2 separate regions of the Homo sapiens genome follow, and region 2 is linked to region 1. A link is a contact called in ENCODE Hi-C or POLR2A ChIA-PET data. All regions are on one chromosome and are shown on one strand. Each heading gives the region's core, a stretch centred on a gene start or an enhancer-like site at or near the end of the contact. The rest is flanking DNA. Distances are from core to core; before and after follow the strand shown.

Region 1 (6,282 bases), core at 1-2,500:
ACCGGGCTCCCTCCCGCCGCCCGCCCGCGGCTCCTCCCCCTACAGCGGCAGCTGCAGCTCCCCCCGGCTCTCGAGCCACATAATGGAGGCGCTGCCACCGCCGACACACACACACACACACACACACACGCGCGCGCGCACACACACGCCCCGAGCCCGAGGCCTCTCGGCTAATCTGGGATTCCCCGCGCCCCCTCCCCCACCCTCACCGCGGCGCCCTCCCGCCCGGGGCTCCCTCCCCCTGCGGGGCTCCGGCAGGCCTGGGGCACGGTCCCCACCCCGCGCGGGCCTCCCGCCGCGCGCAACGTACAACGCAGCACTCACCCGCCGCCGGAGCCCCGGGGCGACCGCCGCCTCCGCCGCCTTCCGCCTTCTTCTTACCTCCCGCCTGCTGCTGGCCCTGCCTCGCCCCGGGCGGCGCCACCGTCACCGCGAACAGCGAGGTGGGGCCGCTGCTCTTCCCCGCGGCCTCCTTGGCGGCCCCGCGCTGCTGTTGGGGCTGTTGCTGCTGCGTCGCCGGCGGTTGAGGCTGCTGCTCCCCGTGCCCGTTCTCGTCGCCCGCGCCTTCCTCTTCGTCCCCGAGCTCATCTTCCCCTTCCTGGAAACCCTGATCGTCGCCGTTCTCGTCTTCCGAGGCGGCCTCCTCCTCCTCCATCGGGCCCGAGTCGGCCGCCCCCGCGGCCCCGTTCTCCTCTCCTAGCTCCATCTGGTCGCCGTCCAGAGCGGAGATTCCTTCCTCCTCCTCTTCCTCTTCCTCCTCCTCTTCATCGCCGCCGGCCGCGGCCTCCTGCTCGAGGCCTGCTCCCGAGCGCCCAGCGGAATCCCCGCCCAGGTCTAGGCTGCCGTTCCCGGGCTCCATGGCGGGGCGGCCCCCGGCCTCCTCGTCGTCCAGCGCAGCCTGGAGTCGCTCCATGAGCTCGGCCTTGAGACCCTTGTCAGAAAGGCGTCGCTTCTTGAGCTCCTCTTTCAGCTCCGACACCTTCAGCTTTTTTACATTAACAGGCGAGGAACTCATGGTGAGGGCCCCGATTCACCGCTAGGCGCTGCCTCAAACTCGGCTCCGCTCACTCGGCCACTGGTGGCGGCTGCTGCGGCTGCTCCTCGGCCCGGGCGGCGGCTGCGGCTGCGGCTGGAGATGGGTTCGTGCTGCAGAGCGGATCCGCCTGGTGTCGAACGGCGCCAATTCCTTTCACCGAGTTCGCGAGGGAGACGCGGAGACTCGCCTGGCGCGAGCGAGCACGCAACGTCCTCTCGCAGGAGCGGCGCCGCGCACGTAATATAGGCGCCCCGCCCCCTGCGCTGACGGGAGCACTGCGCAGGAGGAAAGCCGGAGCGCGCCCGCGCTCGGCCCCGCCCATTACCGTACTTACCTCCCCGCCCCCACGCCGAACCCGGGCCGAGAGCGCGGTGGAGGCCGCGCAGTGCGCTTCCAATTGGGACTGAGCAAATGGAGGAAAAGGAAACCGCCTTTCAGTTCAACCGACTCACTGCATGATATATTGGCCTTTCTGGGTCTTTGGTGGCTATACTCGTTTGGCTTTTCTCCTTCCCAGCTTGGAGGCTGCTTTATCCAAATGCTTTCTTCAGTCCTCAACTTGGCGTTTCAACCCGAATCCGCCTTTTCTTCCATCTTAGATCTGCCTTCTTATGTGTTTCTCCAGCTCTTCGTTTAAAACTCCTTCAAATCGTATTTCAGTTTTGACTGGTATAGCATACATTGGCAACTGTTACACGCAGCGGCTCTTTTCCTCATAATACCGTATTTGGTTTAATTTGTGTAAGTCCTGCCTTGCGAATTGGATTTTAAGTTCGAGAAGGGCAAGGGCAGAACCGTTCTTTTGTCTGTTCCACACCCCGGGTGCGGGGCCTGGGAAGTAGAGGCTTTGCTTACTACTCCATACTGCAAACCTTAGTGTACCTGCCTTTGCAGGGCAGCTATTCTCATGCTCTTAATAACCCTGAATAAACCTCAGAATTGCATTTCCAAGTTTTCTGTAGCTACCACAAAGACGGACCTCCAGTAACACTTGTTCTGTCCACTTTAGGACCTGGTCATCAGCTACGAAGTCCCAGTAGCTAACCGTGAGGGTGAGACCCAACTAGGTCTTTGATTATAGGCCCACTTGATTCTCTTCCTATTCCTGTAGAAATACTCTTGACCAAATTATTCTGAAACTTAAAGTTTACGAAAAATCAAGGGCTGTGATTTTGTAAAAAGAAAAATGGACTATCGCTCTTGAAATCCGTTATTTTATATGTTAGAAGTTTACTTTTTCTCTTTAAAGAAAAGATGTGATGTCTCGAAGTTTTAGATAGGGAAGTCAGAATTTAGATTCGTGATAGAAGTTAACATTTTAAACCCTAGATAATCTGCAGTGTCCAGCCAGTGTTCCATCTGACTAAGGAGATGGTTTATACCCACTGTTTGGTGCTCTAGGTGGCACAATAATATTGCCCCATTATTAATTTGAAATTTGGAAGTAAACACATTGAAATTTCTCCCATAGGCTAATATGATTTAACTAATTGATACATTTTATTTTTGAAGTTTATTTTCGGTAGCTTTTATGAAGCATTCTACCATACCTTGCAGTCATGTATACGTGAAATATTAACACTTGTGAAATGATTTGACTTGAAATTAATGGACTATGTACAGTACTACTGATAATCCCCAGTTCAAGTTAAGTGGTGAGGATAGCCCCCAAAATAGAAACTTCCAAACAGTGCCAGAAACTCATTTTAGCCTTTGGTTATAATTTTGAAGGTTATGAATAAGCCACAAACTGGAATTTGAAATTTTGTCTTCGTTCAGAAATGGGAAGAGAGCTACAGGGGGTTTACATGTTCACAAACTAGATAACTAATCCCTTAATGAATCAGAGTTAAATACAATTATGATGGTTCCTTAAATTTATGTGTCCTAGATATTATTTACACCTTTAAATATTAGTTATATGAAAACAAATTTCATTTACTGGAAAACACTAAACTATGAAAACAAAGATTGTATATCTACATATAGTAGATCTGTAACAGTCACTCTTGGAACATTAAGTCAGTTGCAAAAATAAACATGAAATACAACTTTTGATGCTCACAAGAAAGTTCTATGGCTTTATCTCCAAAAGTTTTGGAGAACTTTAGAGCTGGATGGGGCCTGGAGATCGATCTGCAGTCCTGTTCATTTTACTGCCCAGGAAGCTGGGACCCTCACCCCCCACACCAATGGGCTTTCTATTACATTGTGCTGTCTTAGACAACATTTGAAAGAAAAACAATTTCTGCTCAAAGAACCATCATCATACTATCCTTTTCACAAACAGAGGAAATATGCCATTCCATAGTCTTATGTTACCACTTCAAAGTACAAATGGTGACATCTTATTGATCATTTTTGCTTCTTATATTTTTAATGCTATCATGATAGTCCTGCTCTACAGAGACCTGTTAAAGTGCAGGTCACTTCCTGTAAATCTCTGAAGGACCTCTAAGACAATTTAAATTCCCCCTGTGTCAAATCCTAGAGGCTACCAAGAATACCGCGTGCCGGAGGAGACAAGTTAATTCTCAATAACAAAAAATGATTCAAGAATGACCTATGAATAATTGATCTGTGAGAGGTAACTACAAAGTTTTGGTGCTCTGCATGTCTAGCTTACATTTTTGAGGTTTAAGCAAAGGAAATGCTATACTTTGTCACACAATTTATTCAGCAAATATTTTTTCAATACTTTCTCAAAAACATTTTATAGTCATAACGATGAGGCAGTTCCAGAGATCTACAGTTAACAAAGTATCCTGCACTTAAAAATTTGCTGGCCAGGCCCAGCGGCTCATGTCTGTAATCCCAGCACTTCGAGAGGCCGAGATGGGAAGATGGCTTGAGGCCAGGAGTTCGAAACCAGCCTGAGGAACACAGTGAGACTCCATCTCCACAAAAAATTAAAATTAGGTGGCTGTGGTGGTACGCCTGTAGTCCGAGCTACTCAAGGGGCTGAGGTAGCAGGATCACTTGACCCCCGGCAGTCAAGGCTGCAGTGAGCCGTGATTGTACCACTGCACTCTAACCTGGACCACAGAGGGAGACCCTGTCTCAAAAAAAAAAAAAAAGAAAAAAGAAAGAAAAAGAAAAAAACCCGTTAAGATCTTACGTTAAATATTCTCATTCCCCCCCGCCCCCCAAAAAAAACAAAACAAAACAAAAAACAAGATCGGGAGTGGTGGCTCACACCTGTAATCCCAGCACTTTGGGAGGCTGAGGTGGGCAGATCACCTGAGGTCAGGAGTTCGAGACCAGCCTGGCCAACATGTTGAAACCCCATCTCTACTAAAAACACAAAAAATAGCCAGGCGTGGTGGTGGCCGCCTGTAATCCCAGCTACTCAGGAGCCTGAGGCAGGAGAATCACTTGAACCTGGGAGGCGGAGGTTGCAGTGAGCTGAGACTGAGCCACTGAACTCCAGCCTGGGGGACAAAGCAAAACTTCGTCTCAAAAAAAAAAAAAAAAAAAAAAGGCCGGGCGCGGTGGCTCACGCCTATAATCCCAGCACTGTGGGAGGCCGAGGCGGGCGGATCATGAGGTCAGGAGATCAAGACCATCTTGGTTAACACAGTGAAACCCCATCTCTACTAAAAATACAAAAAATTAGCTGGGCGTGGCAGCGTGCGCCTGTAATACCAGCTACTCGGGAGGCTGAGGCAGGAGAATGGCGTGAACCCTGGAGGCGGAGCTTGCAGTGAGCCGAGATCGCACCACTGCACTCCAGCCCGGGCAACAGAGCGAGACTCCGTCTAAAAAAAAAAAAAAAAAGAAAGAAAGAAAGAAAAAGAAAAAGAGCCGGGAGCAGTGTGGGCTCAAGCCTGTAATCCCAGCACCTTGGGAGGCCAAGGCGGGCGGATCACCTGAGGTCGGGAGTTTGAGACCAGCCTGACCAACATGGTCTCTACTAAAAATACAAGATTAGCCGGGTTCGGTGGCAGGCGCCTGTAATCCCAGCTACTAGAGGGGCTCAGGCAGGAGAATCGCTTGAGCCTTGGAGGCAGAGGTTGCGGTGAGCCGAGATTGCGCCATTGCACTCCAGCCTGGGCAACAAGAGCAAAACTCCACCTCAAAAAAAAAAAAAAAGGGAAAATGAAAAAGAAAAAAAAGGACAAAGGTACACAAGGAAACTGTTGGAGGTAATGGATATGTTCATTTTCCTGAATGTGGTGATGGTAGCATGCGTGTGTATGTCTGTCCAAACTCACCAAATATGTATAGATTTATTAGTTATATGCAGGGTTTTCTTTTTTTTTGAGACAAAGTTTCACTTTGTTGCCCAGGCTGGAGTGCAGTGGAACCGTCTCAGCTCACTACAACCCCCGCCTCCCGGGTTCAAGCAATTCTTGTGCCTCAGCCTCCCTCGTAGCTGGGATCACAGGCGTTCACCACCACCCTCGGCTGATTTTTTTTTTTTTTTTTTTTTTGTATTTTTGTAGAGACAGGGTTTCACCATGTTGCCCAGGCTGGTCGTGAACTACTGAGCTCAGGCAATCCACCCATCTCGGCCTCCCAGAGTGCTAGGATTACAGGCGTGAGCCACCGTGCCCGGCCTATATGCAGTTATCGTATACCAATTATACCTCCATAAAGCTGGGGAGGTTGGGGGAGGAAGACAAAAGAATTCAGGCCTGCGGGGAATGATGGGAGTGGGTAGGAGAGGAGAGAGGGGAGAGAGGAAAACACAGATCACCAGCAGCCTCGTGGGTGGTTTTGTAAAGGACTTTGGCTTTTGCTTTCTGCTATGGACTGAACGTTTGTGTCCCCACAAAAGTCCTGTGTTGAAACCTAATCCCCCATGATATTAGGAGCTGAGGCCTTTGGAGGCAACGAGGTCATGAGCGTGGAGCCCTCATCAATGGGATTAGAAAATTTATACAGAGCTGAAGAGACCAGCGTTCGTGTCTTCTGCCCTGTGAGGACACAGCAAGAAGGTGCCCTGGGTGGGGAGGCGGGCCCTCACCAGTCACTGAGGCGCTGGGCTTCTTAGCTTCCAGAACTGCGACCAATAAGTGTCTGTTGTTTATAAGCTACTCGGCTTATGATGTTTGTTAGAAGAGCCCAAATGGACTAAAACACCTCCAGGAGGAGGGAAGACATAGAACGTTGTTAGCAGAGTGACATGAGGGGACAAGAATGCTAAATTAAAAGGACTCGAGAGGCTGTTCTATTTAACTTGGTTTTTGTTTGTTTGTTTTGATCTGGAGTGCAGTGGCGCAATTTCGGTTCACTGCAACCTC
Region 2 (6,282 bases), core at 1,484-3,983, 1.6 Mb after region 1:
CCAAAATGTCGTTATGCAGTGCATGACTGTAATTATCATCAATATCTGTTTTTTTAATTCTATTTTGATTTTTCCTTTCCCATGTAACTGTTAATTGCTACAAACTAACATTTTCATTCCATACTTAATTCAGATGGAAGGCAGCAGAAGGACAGGGGCAGTTAGGAGGAAAATTCTGCCAGACATTCATACTAAAACTAAGGGCTTACTATGTGTTAGACACTGGGGCTACAAAAACTGAAAGATGCACTATTCTTAAAGACTTCACAATGGACAGTGAATAAAGAGAAACAAATTTTACTTACAAGATGACAAGTAATACAGAAACTTATCCCTCAAGGACAGGCATTCAACAGTGGCAGAAAACTGCATCAAACAATGCGCTAACATTTCCCTAACACTATTTTCAGGTTGCAGTGATTCCCAACCAGGCTCTTTGGAACACTATAACCACTAAAATGGGAGTGTTCAAACAGAGCAACTACTACCACAACACAAGTGAACTGTGTATCCTGGCAATCCAAAGTAAGTGCAAATATTTTGTGTCTGTGTAAAATACTAGTAAGTATTTGTCAGTCATTATGAAGAATCTGTTTAGCTTGTTTTGTTTAGATGCTTAGCATTTACTTATATCCCTTTTTCTATGTTTATGTTTGCTGATTTCCCCACTGGATAACTATCGGTGGGAAGTAGAGTGAGCCTGCCTTCTATCTTAAAAGCCAAAAAGGCTAAATACCGTCTCAACCTCCCTCGCGCTAGGGGTGCAGGCAGTGACCTAAGTTTAGCCAATCCAAGACACTCACTGAGGACTTTGAATAAAAGCCAGTATCACAAAGAAGAATGGTTGAGAGAATCACTCTCCAGCAACAGTGAGTTTCCCAAGGAGCAGCAGCAGCAGCAGCACCAGGGTCCAGTGTCTATGGTGTTCGTGGTACCTACTGCAGAATCCAATATTATCAGGCGACAGAAGTGATATACACCCCAGATCCCAGCCCCAGCTACTTTTGCAGTGCAATCCTAACTTGGTTCAGCCGATGCCCAGTCAAGTCTTGGCAGACTTTAAAGCAACACTGAGAACTCCCCCAAAACTCTTTCATTAAATTCCTTTTTTGCTTAAATCCCCAGTTACTGCAAACAGGAAAAATGAATGAGACTAATGAAATAGTATGGTAAATCAACAAGCATCCCACCCACAAAGGGTTTGTGTAGCTTATTTTGGAAATGCACAATTCCGTGTGTCACAAGACTCAACTTCAGCTCTAATGATTCAATTGCCAATTTGTCACCATTTATTCATTCCAAAACTTTTCTGTTCCAAGAACTATCTTGAAAGGAACGAATTGTTTTCAACCACACAGTTTACAAAAACTTCAAGATGCTGCTCTCTCCCGAACAGATGTTTTCGCTGTTATCATTACTTCAGAAAGCAACAGACAAAATTATTATTTGGTAGCTCTAAAATGCAAAGTCATATTCCTGAATTATGAATCAAATGAGAACAAAGTAAGAACAATGGTCAAATTACAGATACGAGTTTTGCACTTACCGTCCCACCTCCACCCACCTAAATCTCAGACTGGCAGGTCTGAAAAGCGGCCATGCACAAAATCATCGCACTCATCTCAAAATAGAACTCTTCTTCCTCGCACACAGAAGCTCAATAATATTTGTTGACTGAATGCAGTTCCTATTATTCATGTATGTTACACATTTCCATAAATTGCTTTCACATAGCACTTTACACCGGCACAGCGCGTCCAGGCTTCCAAAACACCTTCACGTGAATCCCTGCATCTAGAATGGTGGTTAAGAGTTAGACATGCCTGCACAGCCATTAAATGGCACAGCACACGGGGGACCCGTGTCTGATGCTCCCACAGCACATTAATTGCCCCTCTATTTCAGCCCTTCTGGTACACTGTAATTCTCTCTCTCACTTGATCAGCTCTTTGAGGAGGTCCCGTTCCTCTTCGTATCCCCAGGCCACACACAACCCAGACCACAGAGGTGCACCGTAGACATCAAGATTCTTCCACCTGCTGCAAGCCTGATGCTTTACCGGCGGGGCCTCTGCAGGGGAGCCTGATTTATACTCATCCCAGCTCCCACCCAGCCCCACGCCCGCCACGTGTGATTTCCACAGCCGCACCAAGGAAGACTGTCCAGCACACAGACTTTTCGTCTCCCAGCAAAATTATCCCCGGCACAACGCTTCCCCCTCAAGTCTGCCCAATGGCTTTCCCATTTCCACCGCAGCCCAGGTTGGGGGGCAGTGGCTGAGCCTGGGCCCCCTCCCAGCCCCGCTGCGGCAACCTAGGGGGGTGTCCGGGCGGGGCCTGTCAGCAGCGACCCGCCCCCGGGCACACGCGCGTCAGGGGCAGCACCGCCAAGCTGCCTGTGCAGCCCCATCCAGCAGGAGTCCCGCGGCTGCCGGCCGCCCGACGCCCCCCCCTCCCCAGCACCCCACACAGCTCGCGACTCAGGTAGGCGAGGGCGCTCCTTACGCACCCGAGAAGGCAGCGGTCGCAGACGACGCCACGACTCCCCTTGCACACCGTGTACGCCAAGGGATCCGAGCGGAAGAGTAGCTCTCCGGGGCGCAGCGGGGTCACGGCGCGCAGCCCGTTTCCCCTCTTGGCGGTTGCGAACTTTTCCACCTTCAGCGGCTCCATCCTCCCGCAGCTCCGGCACCTCAGACGGCTACCCGCGTCCAGCAGCGGGCGTCTCACGGGCTGCCGGGACCCGCGCGCCTGCGCCCTGCGCGCACACGTACGCCCGAGGGGCGGGGCGGGCGCGGTGGGGCAAGAGCATGCGCAGATGGAGTCTGGAGGGACGGCTGGAGTGGAGTGTGTGGGACCTGAAGGTGGTCGTAAGGCTCCGCGTGCGGCTCGTGCCCATGGCGACTGCGCAGAAGACAGGCGGGGTTTTTTTTCTCCCTCTAACATTGTATTACGATCATTTTAACGCATACGGAACAGTTGAAAACAGTGCAGTGAACACCTATATACCTCCGCCTAAATCAGACAACCTAGCACTTTGCCATTTCTGCTCGTCACTCTCTCCCCACCTGTAGCTATGTATACACGTATTGTCGTTAAACTATTTCAAAGTTGCAGGCATCATGACATCACAACTAGTACTTTGCACTGTAACTTTTTTTTGTTTTAGGACGGAGTCTTGCTCTGTCGCCCAGGCTGGAGTGCAGTGGCGAGATCTCGGCTCACTGCAACCTCTGACCTCCGGGTTCAAGCGATTCTCCTGCCTCAGCCTCCATAGTAGCTGGGACTACAGGCATGTGCAATCCTCCCGCCTGGGCCTCCTGACTAGATGGGACTATAGGCTCACGCCACCATGCCTGGCTAATGCTTTTTACTTTCCTCCAGAGACAGTCTACCTATGTCGCCCAGGCTAGTCGCAAACTCCTGGCCTCAAGTGAACCTGAACCTCCTGCCTCGACCTCTCGAATTGCTGGAATTACAGGTGTGAGCCACCACACCCAGCTTAATTTTCTTTTTTGTTTTTGGGGTTTGTTTTGTTTTGTTTTGTTTTTTGAGACGGAGTCTCATTCTCGCCCAGGCTGGAATGCAGTGGTACGATATTGGCTCACTGCAACCTCTGCCTCCCGGGTTCAAGCGATTCTCCTGCCTCAGCCTCTTGAGTAGCTGGGACTACAGGCGCCTGCCACCACGCCCGGCTAATTTTTGTATTTTTAGTAGAGACGAGGTTTCACCGTGTTAGCCAGGATGGTCTCGATCTAACCTTGTGATCCGCCCGCCTCGGCCTCTCAAAGTGCTGGGATTACAGGCGTGAGCCACCGCGCCCAGCCCACCCGGCCTAAATTTCTTAGTTTGGACAAACGTGCCATGGTAATGCAAAATGTCATTATTAAGGGCAGCTGGATGGAAGGTGTAGGAGTACACTATAGTGCCTTTCAATTTTTCTGTGTATCTAAAGTCATTTCAAAAGTAAACATTTATTTTAAAACATGAAGGTGGTTATGCTTCCATGAGTGTAAAGTACAAAAGGCAGGCTCGTGGTGCTGTCAGAAGTCAGAACACTGGTTTCAGGGCTGGGGGTGTTGGGAGGGGCTGGGCATGGTTGGCTTTGTGATCTGGGGGCTGGTGTGTTCCATCTGTGAATATCTTTTAAGCTGTGCACTTACCAGGGATGTAAGTCATATCTTAATAAATTTTCATAAGTTTGACAAAAAATAAAATGAGGATGGGAAGCTTGTTTGGGTTGTGGGGCCTCGGGTGCTTATCCAGCCATGAGCTGTGTCCCAGATGCTTCTAGAAGCCTGGAGGGAGCTGAGAACATTCCAAGTCGAGGTGGCAGAGCCAAGGCCCTGAGGTGGGAGCGCAATGCTGCACATCCCCAGCTGTGAATGGGGTGTCCTGGTCAGAAGCAGTGCTGTGTGCACTGCAGGGCCGGCAAATCCACGTCCACATTGTGGCTTGGTGCAGTGAAAGCCAATCTCAGCCCCCTCCACAGTGTGATTAGCCTGCCAGCAGGTGGCCAGCTGGTCCTCCTGGGAAATGGTGCCAACCCAGAGACTGGGTGCAAGTGTCTCATCCACGGAGGGGCGCTCAGCAGTGGTGTCAGCCTGGTGAGCCTCGGTAAGGGCACGTGCAGGATGCTGAGCCTCTTCCGTTCCCATGCCCGTCTCAAGGCCACTTGCTCCGTGGGCCCATCCAGCAAGCATGGTGGCCAGGAAAGAAGCCGGCTCCATTCACAGGGCGTGCTGTTTTGCTCACCTCAGGACCAAGAGCATCCTCCATAGTGATTCTCTTTGGTGGGAGCACTAGAAACATGAACCACAGATACCTTCAGCGTCTGAGCCGCTGAGGCGAGGGCTGCAGGACACCCTGCTGTCGGGAAACCCTGCACTGGCGGCTGGAAGGCATGTGGTGGTGGCGCCTGCTGTGGCTGCAGCAGTTGCTGCGAGGCTTCGGGATCTCGCCGGCCCCTGCGAGGTGAATTGTGACAGTGCAGAGCTCCGTGGTACCAGGGCCCCCTGCATGGCCATGCTGACTGCAGCTGGGAGCCCACCACACCTCTGGTTCCCCGCTCTTCCCAGGGCTGGGGTCTAGGCCAGGCCCCTCTTGGCCTGCGAATTGTGCCCTGGGAGGGGGACACTGTTCCACAGGTTGGGACCAAGGACCCAGGGCATGCTACTGGCTGGCTGGGCTGCAGGGATGCCATGCTCACCTTTCTCTCTCATGGCCTTGACGGGACCGGCTTCCTCATTGAACAGCATTTTCCAAGGTGTCTGGGATTGCTGGTGGGGTGCCACCCTGGCTCCTTCTAGGCATGCCCGTCATTGGCCACCAAGGGGGCCAGATGCAGGTGCCCATGCTGCTGTGGGGGCATCTCCCAACTTCCCTCTTAGTCCTGATGGGCCTAGGCAGGGCCTGATATGGGGGTCCCCATGGGCTTCCGGGGCTAAGCCTGCCCCATGGTCCCAGGGCTGTCCAGGACACATTCAGAAGGGACATGAGCTCAGCAGCTCTGTTTGAAATTATTATGGAACCAAGGGCCCCCCACATCCAAGTCCACTGGGAGTCGGGACATGGAGTTCCGCTGCAGGTACCTCCAGGAACCCCGAGGTCCTCCTTGAGCCAAGGCCAGGCTGGGCACACCATAAGTCCTGGGTCCCCCAGAGAATGGCCTGCTGCCCTGGGCTCCCCAGAAGCCCCCTCACGCCCCTGGGCCTTGGCCACATGGAAGCCCCACCAGGACAGGTGTGAGAGGACAAGGAACCCATGGTGGGGAAGCAGACCAAATGGGCCGCTGGAACCAGGCTGGTGGGCCAGGGGGCACCTGCCCATCCCCCTTGCAGAGGGCCTTCCTGCCACGTGAAGCCAGCACAGCCCTGGCTGCTGAGGACCCTTGCCTGGGTTTGGCTGAAAGAAAAACAGACGTGATCAGGCAGCACCTCCAGTGGGCCCAAAGAGTCCTTTCTGGGCCGGGCCCCACCTGCCTGGGTCTCCGGAGTCCTCAGGGTCTCTCGGTGGCCCCTGGGGTCTGACACTGAGGACACACCTGCAGGCTGCTGATCCCAGAGGGAGGGGTGTGTGTCACCTGGGGTAGGGAAGCTGTCGGGGCACAGCAGGTGGCTCCTGGGACTGCCCCCCAGGATTCAGGCTGGCTGGGGGCTTCCTGCCCCATGCCCTCATCCCAGGGCTGTTGGGCCTGGTATATGATCCCCAGTCAGAACTCAGGTGGGAGGGGCCTTGGCTGTCACCCAGCCCCCTTGCTACCTCACTTGGGGACCTGTCTCTA

The links. A loop is a pair of places that touch in the nucleus more often than their neighbours do. ChIA-PET counts read pairs that join two places held with the same protein, here RNA polymerase II (POLR2A). Pooled maps may share reads with other maps.
Region 2: a loop to region 1 is called in a pooled map, with 12 times the contacts of the local background. The contact joins the promoter of SMYD3 here to the promoter of HNRNPU in region 1. A Hi-C loop is called at or near these places in 2 of 168 maps with a recorded cell type or tissue (mammary epithelial cell and naive thymus-derived CD4-positive, alpha-beta T cell) and 7 of 50 pooled maps. POLR2A ChIA-PET finds 5 or more read pairs at or near these places in 1 of 52 experiments (K562).

The regions. Positions count from the first base shown.
Region 1 is chr1:244,863,293-244,869,574 of GRCh38, forward strand. HNRNPU (heterogeneous nuclear ribonucleoprotein U) reads right to left here and starts at 1,251. Exons shown (of 14, transcript NM_031844.3): 1 at 325-1,251. The coding sequence starts at 1,015. It overlaps LOC124904588 (UPF0764 protein C16orf89-like), which reads right to left. Exons shown (of 4, transcript XM_047439568.1): 3 at 1,371-1,439; 4 at 1,190-1,294. The coding sequence ends at 1,190. RefSeq lists silencers at 1-320, 1,301-1,400 and enhancers at 625-1,456, 1,457-2,287, 1,621-1,680, 5,379-5,978.
Region 2 is chr1:246,504,546-246,510,827 of GRCh38, forward strand. It overlaps SMYD3 (SET and MYND domain containing 3), which reads right to left and starts at 2,734. Exons shown (of 12, transcript NM_001167740.2): 1 at 2,509-2,734. The coding sequence starts at 2,672. RefSeq lists enhancers at 1,685-2,185, 2,186-2,686 and silencers at 2,372-2,421, 2,692-2,871, 3,361-3,593.